Linked DNA regions of Homo sapiens: region 1 is linked to region 2. The links are chromatin loops, found by intact Hi-C in ENCODE. Cell type or tissue: PC-3. All regions are shown on one strand. Each heading gives the region's core, and the rest is flanking DNA. Links, peaks and the distances in the headings are about the cores only. Region 1 holds the start of LINC00397 (long intergenic non-protein coding RNA 397). Region 2 holds the start of SLITRK5 (SLIT and NTRK like family member 5).

Region 1 (10,751 bases), core at 4,919-7,418, 140 kb before region 2:
TTTGATTAGAGTAAATACATTTTACATCTACTATTACATCCAAATGCAGCTAACAAAATTCAAAATGATTCAGATCAGCATCATTATTTTCCAAGAATATCGATGTTGCTTGACTATTCCAGCTGTTAATTACTTGATTAATTTAATTATTATTGTAGATTTAGGGAATATATCATGTTTGTTACACAGATACTTAGGGTAATGAAGTTTGGGCTTCTAGTGTACCCATCACCCAAATAGTGAGCATTGTACCCAGTAGATAATTTATAGATATCTATTAATAGATAATAGATAATTTTTCAACCCTCACCCCCTTTCCCAAGGTCTCCTCTTTTGTAGTCCTCAGTATCTATTATTTCCATCTTTCTGTCATGATGTCCATATGTACCCATTGTTTAGCTCCCAACTCTAAGTGAGAACATGTAGTGTTTTATTTTTGGTTTCTGAGTTATTTCACGTAGGATAATAGCCTCTATCTCCATCCATGTTACTGCAAAGGACAGGATTTCATTATTTTTATGGCTGCATTACATTCTATAGTGTACATATATCACAGTTTCTTTATCCAGTCAACCACTGATGGATGGTTAGGTTGATTCCATGATTTTGCTATTGTGAATAGTGCTGTGATAAACACTGCAATGGACGTTTCTCTTTTATATAATGATTCTCTTTCCATTGGGTAGATATTCAGTAGTGGGCTTGCTGGATTGACTGGTACCTCTCTTTTTAGTTCTTTAAGAAATCTCCATACTGTTTTCCATATATTTTATATTAATTTACAATCCCAACAACAGTGTATAAATGTTTCATTTTCTCTGCATCCAGAGTGATGTTTTGATACATGTATACAGTGTAGGATGATTAAATCAAACTAAATATCAACCAGTTATCATTAGTAGGTTTTTCAAGTCAGTTAAATTTAGCATTTGGGGGTTGTTCTTAATTAATTTTTTTAATGTTGAACCAGCTTTGCCTACTGCAGTTTAGAATTCTTTTTATACGTTGTTGGATTCAATTTGCTAAGATTTCATTGACAATTTTTGCACCTATATTCATGGATGATATTGGTCTTTAGTTTTATTTTCTTGTGTCTTTGTCTGGATTTGATTCTAGGGTTATGGTGGTCCTATAAAATGGGTTAGCAAGTATTCCCTCTGCCTCAATTTTCTGCAAGAGGTTATAAAGAATTGGCATAATTTCTTCCCTGATTGTTTGGTAGAATCCATCAGTGAATGCGTCTGGGCCTGGTGCTTTCTATTGTGTAACACTATTAATTATTGATTTAATTTCTGTAATAGATATAGGTCTATTTGGGTTATGTATTTATTTTGTGTGAGTTTTGGAAGGTTGTGCTTTTCCAGGAGTTGGTCAATCCAGGTTATCAAACTTGTGGGCTTAAAGTTGTTCATAATAGTCTTTTATTACACTTCTAATGTCTCTGAGGTTTGAAGTGATATCTATCTTTTATTTCTGACATGAGGAATTTATGTCCTCTCTCTTTTTTTCATAGTTAGCCTGGACAGAGGCTAACTTTAGTGAGCTCAAAAATCCAGCTTTGGGGTTTGTTTTCTCTATTGATTTCCTGGTTTCAGTTTCAGTGATTTCTTCTAAGGCAGATCTACTGGCAATGCATTTTCTCAATATTTGTTTGTCTGAGAAAATCTTTATTTTTCCTTCTCTTTGCAAGGATAACTTTGCAGGGTTGAATTCTAGGTTGGTGAGGTTTTTCCCTTGATATCTTAAATATATCTTTCCACTCTTTTCTTAATGCAAAGTTTTTCAGAGAAGTTGAATAGAATTCTTATTTTTGCTCCTCTTTAGGGAAGGTGTTTCTTTCCTCTGGCTTTTTTCAGAATTTTTTTTTTAAATCTTTTTTTTTTTTTTTGAAAATGATATGTGTAGGTGTGTTTTTATTGACATTTATCCTGTTTTGTGTTCTCTGAGCTTCCTGGGTCTGTGGTTTTGCATTTGACATTAATTTGGAAAAATTCTCAGTCATTATTGTTTCAAGTATTTCTTCTGTTAATTACTTACTTTCTTCTTCTTCTGCTATTTCCTTTAGAGTTAGGTTATACCTTATGTGGTTATCCCACAGTTCTTAGATATTGTAGTCTGTTTTATTCTGTTGTATGTTTCTTGCATTTTTTTCCTGTTCACTTTCAAACTTTTGGATGTTTCTACTGAGGTATCCTCAAGCTCAGAGATTCCTCGTCCATGTGCCATCTACTTACAAGCCTGTCAAAGGCATCTCTATTTCTGTTATAACATTTTTGATCACCAGCCTTTTTGTTGTTGTTCTTTATTATAATGTTCATCTCTTTACTTTTTTTCCTGTTTCTGCAAGCTGTCTACTTTATCCACTAGAGCTCTTTTCTTATAAATTTGTGTGATATATTTGCTGCCTCAGCACCCATTTTTAAGCCTGACATTAATTTTTCTGAAACTCAGTGATAGTTTGTCACCTTTGGATTAGTCAAAACTTCCCATCACTTAGTGGTTGTAGATAATATAGTCCACTTGTTTCTTATCTAACAGATCCAAAACTCAACACACTTCAAAGCTGCTGACCATAATCAAACATAATGGTTAACACCAGAGTCTTGTAAATAAGCCCGTTCCTTGACATGTGTTTATTTAAACTAAGCAATCTACAAATCCCATGGCAAAGCCTGAGGGATGTCCGTAAACCCACATGCCTATAAATAAAGGCATAGACTCACAGGTTCTATTTCTTTCTCACTTCCCACCTGCTGGTTGAACTCCTTGTCGCCTCCAGGATTCCTTTGCCCTTTGGATGGCACTTCTAACCTCTCAGGAATCTGTAAGTTATATATATATATATATATATTTTTTTTTTTTTTTTTTTTTTTTTCTGTTGTAAGCATTTCTGTTTCACTTCCTCATTGTGTCTCACCTCACCAACACATCCAAACCTTACTTTCCTCTGGAAAGTGAATATTTTGCCTTATGAACACTTTCAAGAGTGAGACTTTAAGATCAAATTAGAAAGAAACCATAACAATAACCTCAGCATATTAATCATAACTATTTTACATTGCCAGTCTGATAATTCCAACATCTCGGCCATATATGAGTCTGGTTCTGATGCTTGGTCTATCTCTTCGAACTGTATTTTTTTGTCTTTTAGTATGCCTTGTAATTTTTTTCCCTGATGGCCAGAAATGATGTACTGGGTAAAAATAAGTTTATTAGTAGGTCTTTAGTAATGTGGTGGTAAGGTGTAGGTGGAAGGAATGGGTTCTATAGTCTTTGATTAGGTCTCAGTTTTACAGTGAGCCTGTGCCTCTCAACCGTGAAATTCACATGTGCTTCTTTGGTCCCCTATTATTCCCTTCTTGGAACAGGAGAGTTCAATTGGGTTGAAGGTGGGCTTTCCCTTCCTCCACATGGAAGACTAGAGCTTGATGAAGTTGGGTCTCCCCATTTCTCTAGGTAAGTTAGGCTCTGAGAAAACTCCAGCAGGTTAAGCTCTTGTTAAATAGTTCCTCCTTGTGCAGGCTTTATTAACAGAAAACAGAATGCTCTGGAGTATTTCAAAATGGTTCATTTTTCCCTCTTCCTGATGGGAAGCATTAGGTGATTTTTTTTGAATATTTACTATGAGGACCTGGTAGAATTCTTGGAGGTAAAATTTATGAGTATGTGAACTCAACCCCCATGACTGTTTTACTATGGAATTTTTAGCTTTCAAACTTGTTCTTACTGGACCTCTAGCAATTCATCAATTATAGTTCAGGTTTCTCTACTCTTGCACTGGTTTCCACAGAGGTTTCAGCTGGTGGGTGTCTGCTCAGGTAAATTTTATTTCTCCGTATTTATCTGTCAGTCTCTCCAATTTGGGGGGGGCGGCAGTGGTTTGCCTCCAAACCACTTGTGTCCCTTGTCTTTTGAAAATAAGAAGAGTTGATTTTTCAGTTTCCTCAGCTTTTTACTTGAGATAGAGTGACAATTTGCAAGCTTCTTACATCACAGACCAGAAATCCGAACAAATTACTATTACCATATTCTTCTAAAATTTTAAGATGACCCTCCAAAATATCTCATTATTACTTTAATTTTCTCAAAGATATTTAAGACTTCTTCCCACAAACAAAAATCATGAATCTTGTGACTATGGTCTTAGGTAAGTTGAAATCCTATTTGCTGATACAACCTACTTATCTAAGCCTGTATTAATGATTAAAAATTGTAAGTTAATGAAGACTTCCTGAGGTTCTATAAAGATAAGTTAGGCAGGTTATTTTTCCAAAGAGAAATGACACTCTTCTCCCCATAGACAATCTGTACATTCCAACACATCACATGATCATACTAATAATAAGAAACTGACAAAACTACTGATTTGCTTTCCCTGGTCCATCTTTTTGAGGACTCATGGGAAATAATAGCTCAATAATCACAGACCATTTCCTTTTGCTAAAAACGATCATGATGTTACTGTGTAAAGAGCCTGCCTAATACCAGGGTATTAGCTACTCCTTGGGAGAAAGTAAGAATCTGTGTTAAGCATCTGAGATCAACAGGGAATAATTTAAAGCAACTTTTCTCCTCAAATAACCTACTTTAAGTTCCTAAAAAAGTTTGGGCTTTGGAAAGACAATAGGAGGAATGGAAAAAATCTAGGAGATTTCCAGATATGTATAGTAAACCTTTGAGCTCAGAGGTATCCCATACTCCATCTTTCTTCCAAAAATAAAATAAATAAGAATTTCCTTATTTTTATCTCCACACCATAAAGCAAAGGTGAAAACAGTCTTCATTTTTCATCTTAAAATGTATCAGGAAAAGATCTACATCATTATCTATTTCTAAAGACTTGGAGCAATAATATTTTAGAGTTTGTTACTAATACATATGTGATATTCAGGAAAAATTTATTTTCTGAAGTTCCAGAAATTCAATGCTGATTACCCATACAGAATCAAAGAAAAAGAAAAACAAACAAACAAACAAACAATTAGCTTATGTATGTGCAAATCTGAGTTTAGTTTGACTTCTGGTACAACTCTATCTAGGGAGACAATTAGTATTACCAGGACTCTATTTTCCATCTCTCGGCAAGGACCTCTCTATGACATAGTTATATGAGTGGCCAGAAGCCAAGGATTCCAAAGTTCCTGCTTTTGAAACTCAATCAAAAAGAGACCACATGTCCCCAAAACCTTGGCAAAAATCTAAAATATAAAGAAATATTGCAAGAAGTTCTCTGATATGTTCATCTTAGGCTCTCAGTTCACATCTCATCCATAAACAAATTATAACAGTAAGATATATAGAACACTATGCTTGGCTAAACATAAGTCTGATGCAGAGGGGTGCTAGCAAAGTTTGACAGCCAGCTTTCTGGGGTTGGGAGTGGGAGGTAGACTTTGATTTGTGACATTTTAAAATTTCTGTGATGTAAATACTCCCACCATGACCAATTCCAAACTGCTGATATGAAGTAATGAGTACATAATCAGGAAGAACTGCACAGTGGCTTAAAATTCCCAATTATAGTCAAATGTATAGAAAACTCTGGCTAAACCTAAGTCTAATGCAATATTGTGCTGGTTAAGTTTAGAAATCAGCTATATTGTATCCTTATACAAAATTATCTTATCTACCCAAAAAAGCGTTAATTTGCATTCAATGATTTCATATTTTCACCACTAATTTACTTAGCTTGTCTAATTCCATTATCTTGAATAATCTAAATTAATATTAGACTGAAGTAATGACAGTTGTAATACTGGTAATGTTTCTTACATTAATAAGAATTTTTCTAACGCTTCATCCTGAAGAGTTATGGTGGACTTTATTTTAATTATAAAATTCATAAGGGAGTGCTGGGAAGGGAAGAGCGTGGTCCCTTTAAATGATACAGAAAAGGGAAAGGGAAGTGCTGGGGAGAGGAGGGCGTGGTCTCTGGCTAGGGCTCCAACGGTCAGGAACCTAGGTCAGGACAGGCACACCTGCTTTCCCGCCCAAACTTCGCATTTTCCAAGACCACCCTGGCTCTCCATGCCCCCATTCTGGGCCTATAAAAACCCAAGACCCTTGCAGGCAGATACACAAGTGGCTGGACGTCCTAATGAACAACACATCAGGGGAAGAAGACACAAGCGCTGGTCATCCATAGGAGCACCCCAGCAGAAGGACACGCTGACAGGCACCCGGAAGCCAGTAGGCCGTGGACCAGCGGGAGGAGGCGGAGGTTGGCCTGGGCAGTCAGGGGAGAGCCGGGGCTGCCGAGCACCCCAACTCCAGGGGAAAACCATCTCCCTTCTGGCTGCCCCATGGGCGGAGAGCTACTTCCACTCAATAAAACTTTGCACTCATTCTCCAAGCCTATGGGTGATCCGATTCTTCAGGTACAACAAGGCAAGAACCCAGATACAGAAAGCCCTCTGTTCTTGCCACAACGTAGAGGGCCTAATTGAGCTGGTTAACACGAGCCGCCTATAGATGGCAGACTAAGAGAGTATCCTGTAACATGCCCACTGGGGCTTCAGGAGCTGTAAACATTCACCCCTAGACCCTGCCCTGGGGTAGGAGTCCCACAGCCTGCCCGTCTGTATGCTCCCCTGGAGGTCTGAGCAGCGGGGCACTGAAGAAGCCCGCTATGCCCCCATCGCGAGCCCCGCGAGGGGGAGGAGGGAGCCTTTGCCTTTTCAACTGGAGACATCGACCGGGATCCTGGAAGGTGAGTGTGTATGAATTGCGAAACTGTCTGGTCTTCCTCTCTTCTGAAACTCTGCCACCTCTCTCTCTTTCCTGTGAGTAAGAGACTCTGTTTCCCTTCAGGGAGTTTTAAACTGCCCTAACCGGCCGTCAAAACCCCCAGACTTTAATTATAAAATAAGTAATGAACAATTCTTAATCAGTTATAATAACAATGATAAATTATGTTATTTATATATTAAGTTACAAATATAGGCTACAAACAATGAGTGCATATTTCTGTAAGCAAATATGCTATAGGATTTTAAAATAAATTACCTAATTTAATTATTGGATAAGTTTTATTAACTATTATTATAACTATTCCTTAGGTGAAGGCATAGAGGCTCTGAAAGTTCAAATTATTTGCTCTACTAACCAATATACATTTTCAATTATGAATTGGAAAATGTATGTCTAAGGAACTCAGTACTAAATTTTTTTTCATGTATCAAGTGCATTTTTAGTATATAAGGAGAATATGCATTATATGTTGGCAAGAAGATGTTGGGATAAATCAGGAATTATTTTTTATCGATCCTGGTCTAGATATACTTTATATGTATTGTTACTTTTTTTATCCTGACAATGAAGCCTGTGAATAAGAAAACCATTAACCGTCAGAGAAAAAAGCCATTCACAGGTATATAGTCATCTATTTTAATTAAGCATATTATATTTAATTAAATATAGCTAATAGAATTTTCTAAATTTTACCTTTTGTTTTCAGTTTAGAGACCACCAAGAAAACAATGAAATAAAATTTACAGATTTATGCCAATTATTTGTTAGAAATGCCACATTGGAAATGAAAGCCACAAATATCAGTACTAACATTTATGCATGTCAATATCTAAGAAGCATCTGAACTCTCTTTTTTATATTTTGCTTGAAGTGTCAGAGAATACCTTCAACAAAGTTGATGGAAAAAGTTCTCTCGCGTATTGATTAGACGTACATAAATAGGAATCTCATGATTGGAGAATAGAGGATACTAATGCGTAGGCTATCTCCCATCTTCCCACTCAAGTTAATCACAACTTTTTTCTTTAGTTAACTCCTCCTTTGTATTCAGAAGTGAGTTTAGTCGTCTCCTAAATCTTTTCTCTTGCCTCCTTGATTTGTTCAAATACCTTTATGCCATCATAAGAATATTCACTTCTTCTTCAAAGCTTTTTCTTAGTTATAATATTACATGCATTTTTGTAAGTCTTAATGTTTGTCTCATCTACTACATGGTGAATTTGAGGAGAACAAAGATCATGCGTCTTTTTTGTGGTTGATATTTTAACATACTCTAGCTCCAGGACAGTGTCTGGCACATAGTACATAGGTAATAAGTATCCAGGAAATGAATGACAAGATCTATTTTCTTAAACAGAAAAGTATTTGTGAAATATTACTCTTTCCTTGGCAAATAAAAACCATGAAAACAACATTTTCTATCAATTGGGCAAGGATCTGTGATGGATTGATGGAAGGAGTAAACAAAGGAATAAAAATAATTGAGGCCAAAAATCTATTTACCATAAATTACAAATTCTATACTTTGAACTTCTCTCTTGCTTTTTTTTTTCAAATATGTATAAGTAGCTGCGGGATGAATAAACTTTTTCACTTTTGAATTATCTAGTGATTCTAAACACAAAGGACCCTGGTAGGATTCAGAAAACGTAAGTTGCATTCAGAATTAGTCATTGAACATATGTTATTGTGGTAAGTAGTGAGCAGCAGAATTAGAGTTTTGATTGAAAGTATTTTTTCAAACCTCCTGTAAGACTGTTAAAGCCTTTTTGTTTCTGTGTGGGTCTTAAACTGTAAAACCTACCAGAAATTTTTACTTTTTTAGTTTGCTATGCCTAGGAAATGGTTTAAACAATTTAAAATTTTGGAAAACAACATGTATTTTCAACACATCGATAAGTCACACACACACACACACATAAATATGATTTCTGATTAGCGCTAGGAGATTATAAAGCTGAATTGTTAATCTATTCAGTAAGAGATTTTCACAAAATATATTGAAAAAGAGAAATAATAAATAAAAATTATATACCAATTTGACTGTTAATTTATGCTGAGGTATATAAATGATGCTACAACTTTCACATCTGGGTCACTCTTGTTGAGAAATGCATAAAGGAGGAAACAAAGCATATAGAATACATGCTAGAAGAAAATGCTTTTTCAACAGAAAAGAGGTTTGCTTGTTAAAAGACAATTAAAAAAAAATGGATCAGCAGTTGCCACCTTACACAAGTCAGAAGGATATTTATAGCTGAATATTCAGCCTGTAGCTTTCCATAAAAGTTTTAAATATACATTGAAAATCTGAAGGATCATCTTCGAAATCAACCCTATCCATTAGTAATTTACAATCTATTTACTCTTATTCAATTCTAAGTATGTCTGTGAGATTTTAAAATATATTCAGTGTTTCCCATTATACTTGGAGCTTTAGAGTATTTTTTCACTCTCCATTTGTGTATGTGAGTGGCTATAGGAGTGTTTCCTTGGAAGTTGTAGGTGGGTTTTTAGGACTGTTATCTATGAGCATGCATGGCTATAAACGCATTAATTGAAGGGTATTCATGATAACAGGACAGCTCTGACATTGTTTTTGTCTTGTAGGATTTGCTCTTTATTTGGTGATGTAAAATTTATCGTGGTCGCATTTTGTTAATGTTAAAATATTCTTCAAGAATTCATTTAACTAAGATTGATCAGAATAACTATAACTACAAAGAAATGATATCATGAGGAAAAAATCTTTTTTGAAATACCTAATTATCACTAGTATTAAATAAATAAACCTTCAAATGATTCAGCATGTTATGGCTTCCGAACTTTTTTATATTCTACCTCAGTGCAACTATAAAACAGAGCATATTATACAGTTCATCATGCCTAGATCAGAGGACTGGGGTTATTCAAATGCTATAACTATGAATACTGCCACATTTTGTTTAGTCCAATTTAGCCTTCTATGTCATGGTTACTTCATTTTAAAAATTAAGATGATTTTTAGAAGAAGATGGTTTATGTGATTATAAGTTTTTAATTAATTTTGAAATTATACAAGTCTCTGAGGAGCAGAGCAAAGCTCAGAGAATAAACGATACACTGAATGAACTAGTTAAGTAGTGGAATCTGGAGTATCCCTAAGTCATCTGATTAGTTTTTTGTGAAAATCGGTAGAACTCTGTACGACAATCGAAGGATTAAAGTGTATATATATATATATATATATATATATGTGTGTGTATTTCTTTGTGATCCTTTGATATAAATAATAATAAAGTTATTTCCTAAGTACAAATCATACTAAATCTAATTCACGTCTAGATGCCAGATAAAATAACCAAAATAATAATGTCTAACATTTTTATGATAGTTATAAAATATTTTCTCAAATATATGCTCATATGTAGAAGGTGATTTGAATCATGACTATACATGCAATAAAAGAGTAAATTTTGTTCACATAAATGCTCTGATTAGACCAACGCATTATTGTACTCTGAATTGGCTTTGAAAGCATTAAAATGTGTAATTTATGTAATTCTATGAGCTTTTTTACTTATAACATTTCATTATTTCGAGTATTGATTATACCATGTTCAGTAGTGATCTGTGACAGGGAGGATACAGAAAATAGTACATATAGATAACGATACTTATAACATGAAAACTTAATTTCAGACAAGAGATTCTCAGTCACAAAATTCCCTAAAAAGAAAATGTAATCAATAACAATGTTGGATGATTATAATTCCCATATTCACTAACTAGAGGTTTTATCTGGCGAACTCATCCTCAAATGTTACTAGTTTTGCATGTCCTCACTCATAGTATTGTGATTAAAATTTTCTTTGTTTTCTACCCCTAAATACAGCTAAATTTGGTAGAGAAATTAATAGACAAATACATGCCCCAGGTCCTGACAGAAGCTGTGTAAAAAGATAGAAAAAGAGATTAGTAAGATTCCAAATTTTTGGTAAGTTTTATATCCACATTAAAAA
Region 2 (10,751 bases), core at 3,859-6,358:
CGGTTATTCCCCAGGTGCAGGAGGTCCAGCCCCGTGGCCTCCAGGAAGTCTGTCCTGCGCACGACAGCGATGTAGTTCTCTGTCAGATACATTTTCTTGGGATTGTAGGGCTTGGGCTGCAGTTCAGCGATGCTCTCGATCTTTCGCTCCTGGCAGTTTACGTTGAGGCCCAGATCAGAGATCTGCAGGTTGCAAGAGCACGCGGTGGGACACTCCAAAGGCACCGGGGATTTGGTCTGATAGGCGATGCTGGGGCCATAGTTGCTGTAGCCCAAGTCCTTAGAGGGCTGCCGAGAGGTGGGGCGCACCCTGGGCTTGTTGGGTTGGCGAGTCCCCTTAGGGGGCTTCAAAGGGGGTTTGTAAACAGCAGAGGAAGAAGTGGCCACAGAATTCACTGACGCCGGGGTGGTGTGTAAATACCCCGTGGTGCTCAAAGGCGTCTGCGGCCTCATCTCGTAGTCAGAAATAAGTCTCCTTGGGCAAAGTTCCTGCTTGGATACCTCGTCCAAGTCCCTTCCGTGTAAGCGGAAGGGGGTCTCACAAACTACATCCCCCACCAGGGCTGAATAGGAGATGCTGTCCAACCAATCCTTTAGAGAGATCAGCTCACAAGAACAATTCCAAGGGTTTTCCTCCAGCTGTAGCTCCACAACTTTATCCATGTGCTGCAAGAGCCCCACGTAGGGCAGAAGTTTCAGCCGGTTCCCCCGGAGGTCCAAGTGCGTTAAGGGCACAAAACGGAAAAGATTGTTGGGTAAACTGGACAAAAGATTGTCATTGAGGATAAGCACCTGCAACAAATGCAGTTTCCCAAAAGCATTGGGTTCAATGACGCTGATGTAGTTGTAATCGACCTGTAGGTACTCCAGGTTCTCCAAGCCAAGGAAGGTATCATCTCGCAGAAGTTCCAGTTTATTATTGTTTAGATGCAATCTCCTCAAACCCCGTAGCCCATGGAAAGCCCCGGTCTCAATGTCCTGGATAACATTGCTACCTAGATGCAAAATTGAAGCCCCAGTGTAATTGACAAACTCATTGGGATAGAGACGGTTCAAAAGGTTTCCGGACAACAAGAGGTGGTAGATTGGGAAACGGGGAGGGCTAATTTCAGAGAGACTGATGATCCCCCGGTTTTCACAGCTCACAGTTAAAATGCCGTCCTTTTCCTCACAAGGACATGCATTGTCACAGATTTCCCCATAATAATCGATGGTTTCTGCACACGAAAGGACGAGAGATGTTACAGCAAACGCTAGAGTCTGCAGCATCCAGCTATGCATTTTTCTGTGAAGGTCCTGTTCCAAAGTTACTGGGGGGCAGCAAGTGTGCATTTTACCTCCTGTAAGGGAGAGAGAAAACAAGGAAATAACAGAATATGACAAAAATTTAAGGGATCAGTCAGAAAGTCTCTCTCTTTCTTAACATTATTACTCTAAAACCCAAAAGGAAGAGATACAAATGACACACCTCCCCAAGTGAAACATTGACATTCTCTAGATTTTATTAAAATCTATTATACATTTTGATTTAAAGGTTGATTAATTTTTTTAAATGAGCACACCACAAATATGCTGCTCCTTACAAGATAAGAGCAGGTTAGATAAAGTCCCATTTTAGTTTTCTCTTCTCCCCCCCTTTTCAAAACCAATCCATAAATATACATAAAATGGCTGTCAGTTCAGTTTCATGGTTCTAATTTAAGAAAAAAGAAGCACCATTTTACAAGGTTCCCCACCTCACCTATACCCAGCCCCCACCCCCCCTTCTTTCTTTCAGAGCCTCTTCAGTTAACAGTTCACCGTGAAGGTCTCTCATGTTCACAGAGAGGCAAGGAGCCAAAATACTTGGGGTATTTTAAACCATCGCTAGAAATGCCACGGTGGGAACCTAAAGGATACTTTTCAGAGGCAAAAAGGCTGTAATATAATGCATCAAAGGAGCCCCAAGAAGCTCTTAAATCACCAATTGTCTCCCGGAGCTTTGAGTAAGGAGAAAAAAGGAGAGCGCATTTGCTTTGATGGTGGACTTCACTACCACGCTATTAAAGCACATCAGCGTCCTAATTGCATGCACGGTACCACTTAGCAGCGCTTCCCGGAGAGCGCCCTGCGACCACTTCTCATTGATCATGTCAGCGACGCTACCAAACCGCATCTTTAAGCCACTGAAATAGTTCTGCACGATGGATTACAAAGAACTCAGCGAAGGTATCCGCAATCTCCGAATACCTCCCGATGCCTAGAGTTTAAAAAGGACGTTCCTACCGCTTACCGGGAATCAGTACACCAAGGATCAGCACGAAAGCCTCCCTTACCTTGGGCTCCGCGTCTATTTGCAACGGTAATAGCAAGGTTTGCACGGAACTACCACCTCGACAGCATCCCCATCTTTGGAGTTGCTTATTACATTTAATTGTTAACGCTCCCCTCTCTCTTTTTTTTAATCTCAGGGAAAGGACGCCTGGGCTGATTAAGAGGCAAAATAGAAAGGTGGGAGGAAGAACTGTAAGCGACTTAGGTCAGTTGTTTAATATCCGAATTTCATCTCCCACAGGAATCAATATGACCCCCTCCCCCTTTTTTTTCTTGCTCTCTTTTTGTCCCCTTGAAGGCTTCCTTCCACTTCCTACTTCTGATCAACAGCAGCACTCTTAAAGGAAGGACATAAATGGAATGAGCGTGTGTGTGTGTGTGTGTGTGTGTGTGTGTGTGTTTGTGTGTGCGCGCGCGCGCATGCTGCGTTGGTTAATGGGGTGGAGGACATTTGATAGAAATGCTGGACTCTAGGAACCTATGCCTTTTCTCTGGTCAACCTTGCCTTTGCCTCACTACCGAAGTCTAATATCGAATTGCAACTCCAAACTAAAGCCAAGATGTTTCCGAGACAGCGGGTTCAAGCCTGGAGACCTTGCTCCTGATCCCCAAGTCGACTCCAGCCCGCGTTATTAAACGCCCCTGCATTCAAACGCACATGTATCAGTGTGCCTGCGAATCATTCACGTGTGGCCACCCAGACGTGTCGAGATGAATTGGAACCACAGTGCATAAACCTCGCAAGTATCCCCGACCTCCCAACGCAACGGTAAACGTCTCCCGGCTTAAAAGCGGCAAAAACATCCCCACCCCAGTGAAAGCAAAACGTTTACCTTGAAATTTCAGTTCTCCGCTGGATCAAATCCGCACATCCATTCAGCGAGGTTGGGTCCCCTCCCCCTCCCTCCCTGTGCTTCCCCGCCCCCATTCACCTCCCACCCCATCTGAAAGCCCATTGCAAATTCAGTCCAGCCAGTATTAAACTCCAGCGTTTACAACTTTAATTCAGTTCTAGTTAGCAAGGGTCGAAGAGCTTCCTCTCAACCCACTCCCTTCCCCCTCCTCCTTGCTAGCAAAGGAGACCAAAAATTTGAGAAAATAAAGTTGAATGAGCCTGGGGAGGCTGACATTCTGACGGGGAAACGCACCTCCGATGCAAATTCGCGGGTGCGCTGAACATTCTCAGATTCTCAGATTTTTTTTTTTCCTGGAGGGCGGGGGCGGGGGAACTATTCATTTTCTCCCAAAGAATTTAGATACTGGATCACCGCCCTGTACGTCCCTGCAGTAAGCAGCATGGAGCCTCTCGGACTGGAGCCCAGCACCCAGGCCGCACCGGAGGCTCCGGGCACAGCTGCTCAAGCAGCAGCCCAGGCAGAAGCACCCGGAGTTCCAGGACGCGAGGCTCCCCCTCCCCCACCCCGCCCCAAAGAGAAGGAAGGGAAAACGGAGGAAGAAGGGGAGGGAGGAGAGGGAAGGAAAACCACCCCGCCACATAGACACACACACACACACACACACACACACACACACACACACACACACACACACACCTCTTTTGCAAAGTAAACGATAGACTTACCCAGTCTCACATCTCCAAGGCCCAGTCATCATAGCCACCCTTTAAAAACACACACATACACAAAAACCCTCTTTGGGGTATGCACTAGGTTTCTCAAGCCCAGGCAGGGCGAGGAGACTGCGAGCAGCGCAGTCCCAGAGGCTGGAGGAAAGAGGCGCCCGGACGCCTCCAGCCTGGGGCCGCCGCCGCGGTGGCGACCGCGGGTTCCGGGGCTCCCCAAAAGGCTCTCCCCGGTGCTCTCCGCGGTAGTCGGAGCGGGCAGCAGGGTTGGGGGGTGGAGAGCGGGGGGCGTTCTGCAGCGGCGGGATAGGGAGGCGGCGGGAGGGGGCGGCGGAGGTCCGGCTGGAGAGGCGCCTCGCGGTAGGGGCCGGGAGCCGGAGCCGGGCGGGGCGGGGAGGGGGAGCTGCTGGGAGGGGAGGCACGGAGCGGGAGGAGGGGGACGCGGAGAAGACTGCCTGGCCCCGCCGGCCCCGCCAACGTGACGGTCAGCCCCGCCGAGCGCTCGCACCCGCTCACACTCATGATCACTCGCACACTCGCTCCAATACGTGTTAAGGCGCGATCGCGGGGTCCCTGGCAGCCTTCGCTGCACCCTCCCCCCCACAGGGGTACTCACAGTTGCCATCTGCATAGGGGGCAACTTTCTCCGACCCAGCTGTGGCCGCCGCCCCCTCCAGCCTCCTCTGGCTCCTCGCACCCTCCGGCCTGGGTTCGCGCCGGCCGGCCCTCCCCTCCCCCCTCGGCTCTCCTCCTCGCCGTCTTCACCACATTCCCCCCTGGTCAGTGGCGCACGCCGGGGGACGAGCCAGAGGGAGCGGGTCGCGGGGGTGTGCATGCATCTCCCGCCTTCTTCTTGCAGCGCACACTGTACATGGTAGTGAGGGGGCGAGCAAAGGTGGCACCGGCCCCTCGGCTGCTCCAGCGAAGGCGGCGGCTGCAGCTCCTGCGCTGTCCTCCGCCCCCCAGCGCAGCGGCGACCACCGCGCTGGGATCCCGCCGACGCTGTCTCCGCGCCGAGCCCGCCGCCGCCGCGGCCCCTAATTAGTATTTGAGAGGCTCTTGCATCCCTTTGGCAGTTTCATCCTCACGGTGTTTGCAGGGTTTTTTTCTGTATCCCTTCCCCAGATGCGGCGCACAATCGTCATTAGTTGGAACTCTCTATCACCGACATCCTTTGGGGTTTCTGGGGGAAGGGGGGGGCGGGCAGCAACCGCGTCGTTCTATGCCTGTGGCTTGTCCTGGCAGCCCGGTGGCTCTAAAAAAAACTCCGAGAAAGTTGCGTCTTCCTCCCGGGCGCCGAGGAGGTGGCAACGCGGTAAGCAACACCGGGTCTCTGAGACAGCTGCTCCGGAGCGGGTGCAGGGCCCAGTCCAGTGCACTTGTTTATTGTCGCGCCTCTGGTGCGAGCCAAGCTGCAGCAGACATGATGGGCCCGGGGCGAAGCGGGCGCTCGGTGGCCGATAGATGGCAGCCGAGGGCGAAGGCGTCCCTGGGCTAGGGCGGCGCAACCGGGGCCCCCTTGGATGTCACATTCGTAGGAAGAGAGAGAAGTCTTGGACCATGTGTGTAATTCGAGCGTGGGACTGTGCAATTCTCGGATTGGGAAAGGGAGGAGTGGAAATAACCCCGGCAGTGCCAGGCTTGCTGGTGGTCAGGAACAGATGATTCCAGCCCTGTGCTGATCGCCTGCCTTCCTCCTGCCATTCAGAATGCTGCTGTCTCGTGTACTTACTGTTAAGGATCCTGGAAAAGGGAGTGGTTCCTCCTAGCTGCAAACAAGGGCGCTACTTTTCTTTTCTCTTTAATAGAATTACGTTTTATAGGTGTGTCTAGGCAACACAAGGGAATGTGAAAGACTTTCAGAGGGAATGTTTGTGAATACATCTGGTGTGTACTAAAAAGCTGGAAAACCCCTAAGTAAATGCAATATCGATAGAAAGCGAGTTTCTTGAAGAGTCATCTGCTAAACTCCACTAGAGTCATCTCTACAGTAAGTATTCTTGGGTCTTTCCATGAAACCAGACACTTCCATCCCCAAAAAGGGGTCTTTACTTTCATAAGACATGTTTTCAATATTTGTAATATTAGACCTGCCGTTCATCCCGGGTATAAGAGAAAAGTTGATAATAGTAAGTGACCCAGTGCAGGCTGAGTGCACATGTGCCTGTTCCTTTGATAACTATGTAGTTAGTTTCTCCATGTAAATATATTTTACCCACTTTATTTTGCAATTAATTACGTCTTAATTATTATTGATATTGTTTTATTCTTAGTAATATTTGGGATAATACTGTGTTATAATCTGGTTAATCATATGTTTAATATTGATATAGAGTCTGATAATATGTCTATGTTCTGAGATGTATATATATCTCAGGTGATGAACATTGCAGTCTCCTGAGGTACTGCAATCTTTTTTGAACTTTCCCCTGCGTATGTTGTGTGAATATATATATTTTTACTTTATACCATAAAAACTTTATTTGGAAGCAATTTTGTTTAAGTATGGGTTATATTCAAGGGAGAGGAAGGAAAGAAGTAATATGTAATTTCAGACAATAAAAACAAAATCTTGTAATGAACGTTTCATTAAATTTAGAAGCATTTGACCTAGGAATGATAGCCACTAGCTGTAGATACATTGCATCAACAAATATAACTTACACGTCATCCACAAAAGGCTTATTTCTGTATTTTTTATTCAGTCATTAACTTTTAACATTATATAAACATTTCAGAAAATTTATTTTAAGTTTAAAATTACTTTTATATTTTCAAAATGAAATGAAATATTTAAATTTAAAATTATATAGGAATTACAGCCAGAAGCCTTTGGAATATAAATATTGAGTCCTATCAGAAACATAATTTTCAATATCGATTAACTTTGTAGAAGTTCTTAAAGGTCCTAAATTGTCTTAATCGATTATTGATTTTTTCAAAATAGCTGAAATAAAGCTGTTATATTTTATCACTGTTCTAAATCTTTATAATTTCATTCAATAGCAAAGTTTAATTCATGGTTTTGTATTATTTTTATTTTAAATATTTATTGTTCTAATTAAAGGAAATATTATTCAACTAAGAAGTATTAAATATGTTTGGAATTAGTTTAGGTTACAGTTTTGTTAGAAACACTTATGCTAATAATCTAGTTTACCTCTTGTGGTTCAAATAAGTAAATGATGAAAACTTTCTGCCATTAACTCAACATTAAGGATGGTCCCGGAAGCCACCATTACCTTTTGCCACTAGGTGTCTCTATAAGATGCTCTGCAAGAGAATGAAATTTTAGAAAATACTGTGACTTGAACAGTTCAGAACAGAAAAACACAAGAGGGAAAACATCATAGATATAAGGAAAAGCCTCAGTTATTAATCTGTTTCTTTATTTGCATTGAATGTTGACTATTGCTTAGAAAATATATAAGTGAATTACATAAGAGTGATCAAATATGAGCCAAAACTTTTACCCACATGAACAAATGTATCTATGTTTTAGTCTATACTAAGCAACACATGGTCATATGTGTATACATGCTTTCAGACAGCACTCAGATGCATGCACTTAATTACATAGATACATTTGGCCATTGTAAAATTAAATGATTGATCAAATATATCTCCCCAGAATTAAGTCTATTAATATTAAACATTATTTGATGGAGTTGGATGTGAAAGTCACATTTGTCCAAATGTTTGCAAATATTTTTTTTTCATATTAGAATTATCTATTGAGAGGGTATCATCATAAGTGTATATCATGTAGGGAAATATATTTGACATTTATATTGTAAATATAATTGTCATTATCAATTATGGCCATAATTTGATACCTGCAAATTTAAATTTAAATTGAAAACATAAGTAGCATACTTGCCACTTAAAATTGACCATATATTTTTGTAAATTTATATTTATTAGTTTCTAGAATTATTATTTTAGTGCTTTATGAACACAGGAGGGATTCTTATATTAAGTACATTTTTTAAGATAATTCTTATCACATTTGCGTATCACTGTGTGTTATCATTAGAATTTTAAAATGCTTAGTCAAGAATTATGGTGCTTTAAGAAACAACCTAATGAGGATTATAAACAAGGAAATTCTTTATTAATCATTTCATGACTTCATAAGTATTGATCAACATCTAAAGCCAGTAGAGCTTGCAATTTGTTGTTGTTGTTGTTGTTGTTAGCCTAACTGGTGAGTTAAGATTATGGAATTCTAATGCTAAGTTTCTATTCCTCCATAGTAATGGCTAAGAAGTCTGTTCAACTCAATTTAATAAATGACACATTTTTCAAGTCTAAGTTAAAGGGCATATGTCTTTAAAGTTTTTGAAATTGAAATTATATATATATCACATTCATATATATAATTATATATAATATATGTTATATGTATATCACATATCTAAAAGGAGAAAATGAAAGTTTCTCCTGGAGGAAAATAATGAGTCACCATTTATGATTGTGTCTCTATGAAATTGCTAAATTAAATAACTGTACAGCATTTGTCTTTGACATTTTGTCTAATACATTTAAAATTAAAAACAAACATCATGCAGTTATATTTATCAAATTAAAAATGGCCAGCAAATCTAATTTTGCTGAAATTATTTATTCACTTACAGACTTAATTATTCACAGCCTTAGAAATAGACTCTCAGAGGCATTACAAAAGAATATACAAAAAATAGCCAATTTTCTTCCTTGCCTCATGCAGTTCCTTGCACATACACTCGGATATTTTTTGATATAATTACATATGAAAATATCCTTTTTGGATAACCAATTGGAAATATCTACAAAAATATATCTTTGGAACACTACTTTTTCAGAAAGTAGCCTTCAGGTGTGCCAAAGTAAGATATATAAAACACTATGTCAGAAGATATGTAACAGATGCTTGCATTTGAAAATGAGTAAGAACAAGTTAAATGTCTGACTCACTGAAAAGTCATACACATCCTTCTATACCTTAGAATACTCTTCTACTTTAAACAACAGTTTGTATAGGAATACTGTTTTGCCATTATTAGGAGTATATATAGCATTACCTATAATTTGTGAGAGGCAGACTTTTTTTCTGGAAAGAAATTAATACACACAAATCTAATAATAGTGGTTACCTTTTGGAAGAAGACTGGCGTCTTAAATAGAATGGGAATTTATTTTTCATCGTATGCTCTTTTTTTTTTTTTTTTTTTTACTATTTTTGTTTCTTACTGTTTTAGTTTCTACTACAGTTTGTTCAATTTTGCATACACATCCCCAATAAAAATTTATAAAAATGTGCACTTGAAAAATAAGAATATTTGGAGGGGTGATTTAAGAGCTTAGGAAGAGTTCAAGATGATTTCCTTAAATTAATCTCTATCCCATAGTTCTCAAATGGTTTTATTTTTCATGGCACATTATTATCACTGGAGACACTGAATACATTTCTAACTATGAGTGTCAATTAATTAGTTACAATAATTTCTCAGCATTACTCATATATGACATTCAATTCTAGCTACCAGTATCAGCTAATAGAATGGTAATTAATAGAAGCTAGCTTTGTTATCTTCACACTATTCAGAACCATGCTGTGTACTGGGAACATCAGTTTTATTTGATACTCTGGTGAGTGAAGAGGAAGATCAAAATGGCTCTGTAGAGAAGATAAGTAATTGCACTTGAAGTTGTCAGCAGCTGTTCTTTACTGTTTACTGAAGAAAAGTGAGTGTGTAGTTGTGACATTTTAAATATACAAACTATCGTCAGACCCTGTTAGAACAAAGGCTACTGCCATCTGGCTTATACTAGCATTGAAATGCACACATTCCACTGGAAATGAAGCAGTTTCACAATGTAATCAGATTAGCTTTTCTATGTAACTCTCTATTAGTGTATGATTTGTCTCTTGGGACCCATTGGTCCTTGGTTCTCACACATCTCTAGTCATTTTTAGAAAATAAGTCTAAACAGGCATTATGTTATGCCTGTGTTTTCTGGGTTATTTCTGTTGTTTTTTTTTTCAGAGAAAAACAATTAATTATCCTAAAACAGTTAAATTACAACAATTTCAGAAGAACCATTGCTAATGAAAAATATCTAAATTGATTATACTACATTCAACTTTGCCAACTGGAATCCTTCATTCATCAGAATACTCATAATCTCTTTATCCCCTCAAAATGAATCAGCCTTTTTCCCAACTCCCAACGCTTTGGTTTCCACTGCCCTTTTATCTATCAGACTTTTCATTTTTCTTTTACCTACTGTTCTAGAGAATTCTCTGTAAGTCCTTTCTCCATCTGAAAAAATCTTACTTATTCTTTCTAACAATGAAGACTGCTCATCTAAACATTCCCTTGCATTATCAAGCACTTGACCTGCACAATGCTCTATTTCTTGCTTAATGTGTTTTTTCTTCCAGACTATATTATCATTCCTTATTTTGAAAACTGTATATGGTATCCTTTCAATAGCAAGAAAAATGAGCTCCAGAAATCTCTTTGTATACACAAAATACTTGTTCATTTATGAATTTATTAATTGAACAAATATTTATTTAGCACCTAAAATGTGCTAGATCCTGTCTCTTGTATTTGAGATGAAAATAGTTGATTCATATCAGAATGCTTACAGAGATGTTTGACTTTTTGTAGATTATCTATTTTCTCTATTAAAAGTCTCTATCAAAATTAATGAACTACAATTTATGCAATAAAATTATATTGTATAAATTGTATTCTTGAATAATATTTATAGTGGCATATGTGCACCAAGCATCTACAAGAGGCTGTTCAATAGAATTTTCTGTGATAATGGAAATTAACTGTATCTGTGCGATCCAATATGATAGC

What was found. Peaks named below come from ENCODE experiments on the same cell type or tissue, not always from the same donor. Only the 100,000 strongest peaks of a DNase experiment are listed, where the experiment ranks them.
Region 1: it touches region 2 in a loop (5-fold over the local background); 3 of 110 quality-filtered maps call a loop at or near these places.

What each region holds. Positions count from the first base shown.
Region 1 is chr13:87,806,442-87,817,192 of GRCh38, reverse strand. It overlaps LINC00397 (long intergenic non-protein coding RNA 397), which reads left to right and starts at 6,673. Exons shown (of 4, transcript NR_104059.1): 1 at 6,673-6,709. RefSeq lists an enhancer at 6,419-7,128. In PC-3, for the core only: a CTCF peak has its summit at 6,460 (motif pointing right); no DNase peak of the experiment used is centred there; H3K4me3 peaks cover 1,797 bases; H3K27ac peaks cover 794 bases.
Region 2 is chr13:87,665,969-87,676,719 of GRCh38, reverse strand. SLITRK5 (SLIT and NTRK like family member 5) reads right to left here and starts at 5,349. Exons shown (of 2, transcript NM_001384609.1): 1 at 4,511-5,349; 2 at 1-1,339. The coding sequence starts at 1,331. LOC124900338 (formin-like protein 5) reads left to right here and starts at 4,353. Exons shown (of 2, transcript XM_047430855.1): 1 at 4,353-5,884. The coding sequence starts at 4,415. The coding sequence ends at 4,939. It overlaps MIR4500HG (MIR4500 host gene), which reads left to right and starts at 5,757. Exons shown (of 6, transcript NR_033829.1): 1 at 5,757-5,884. RefSeq lists enhancers at 1-184, 1,497-2,696, 5,121-5,622. In PC-3, for the core only: a CTCF peak has its summit at 5,371 (motif pointing right); a DNase peak (open chromatin) is centred at 5,469; H3K4me3 peaks cover 2,319 bases.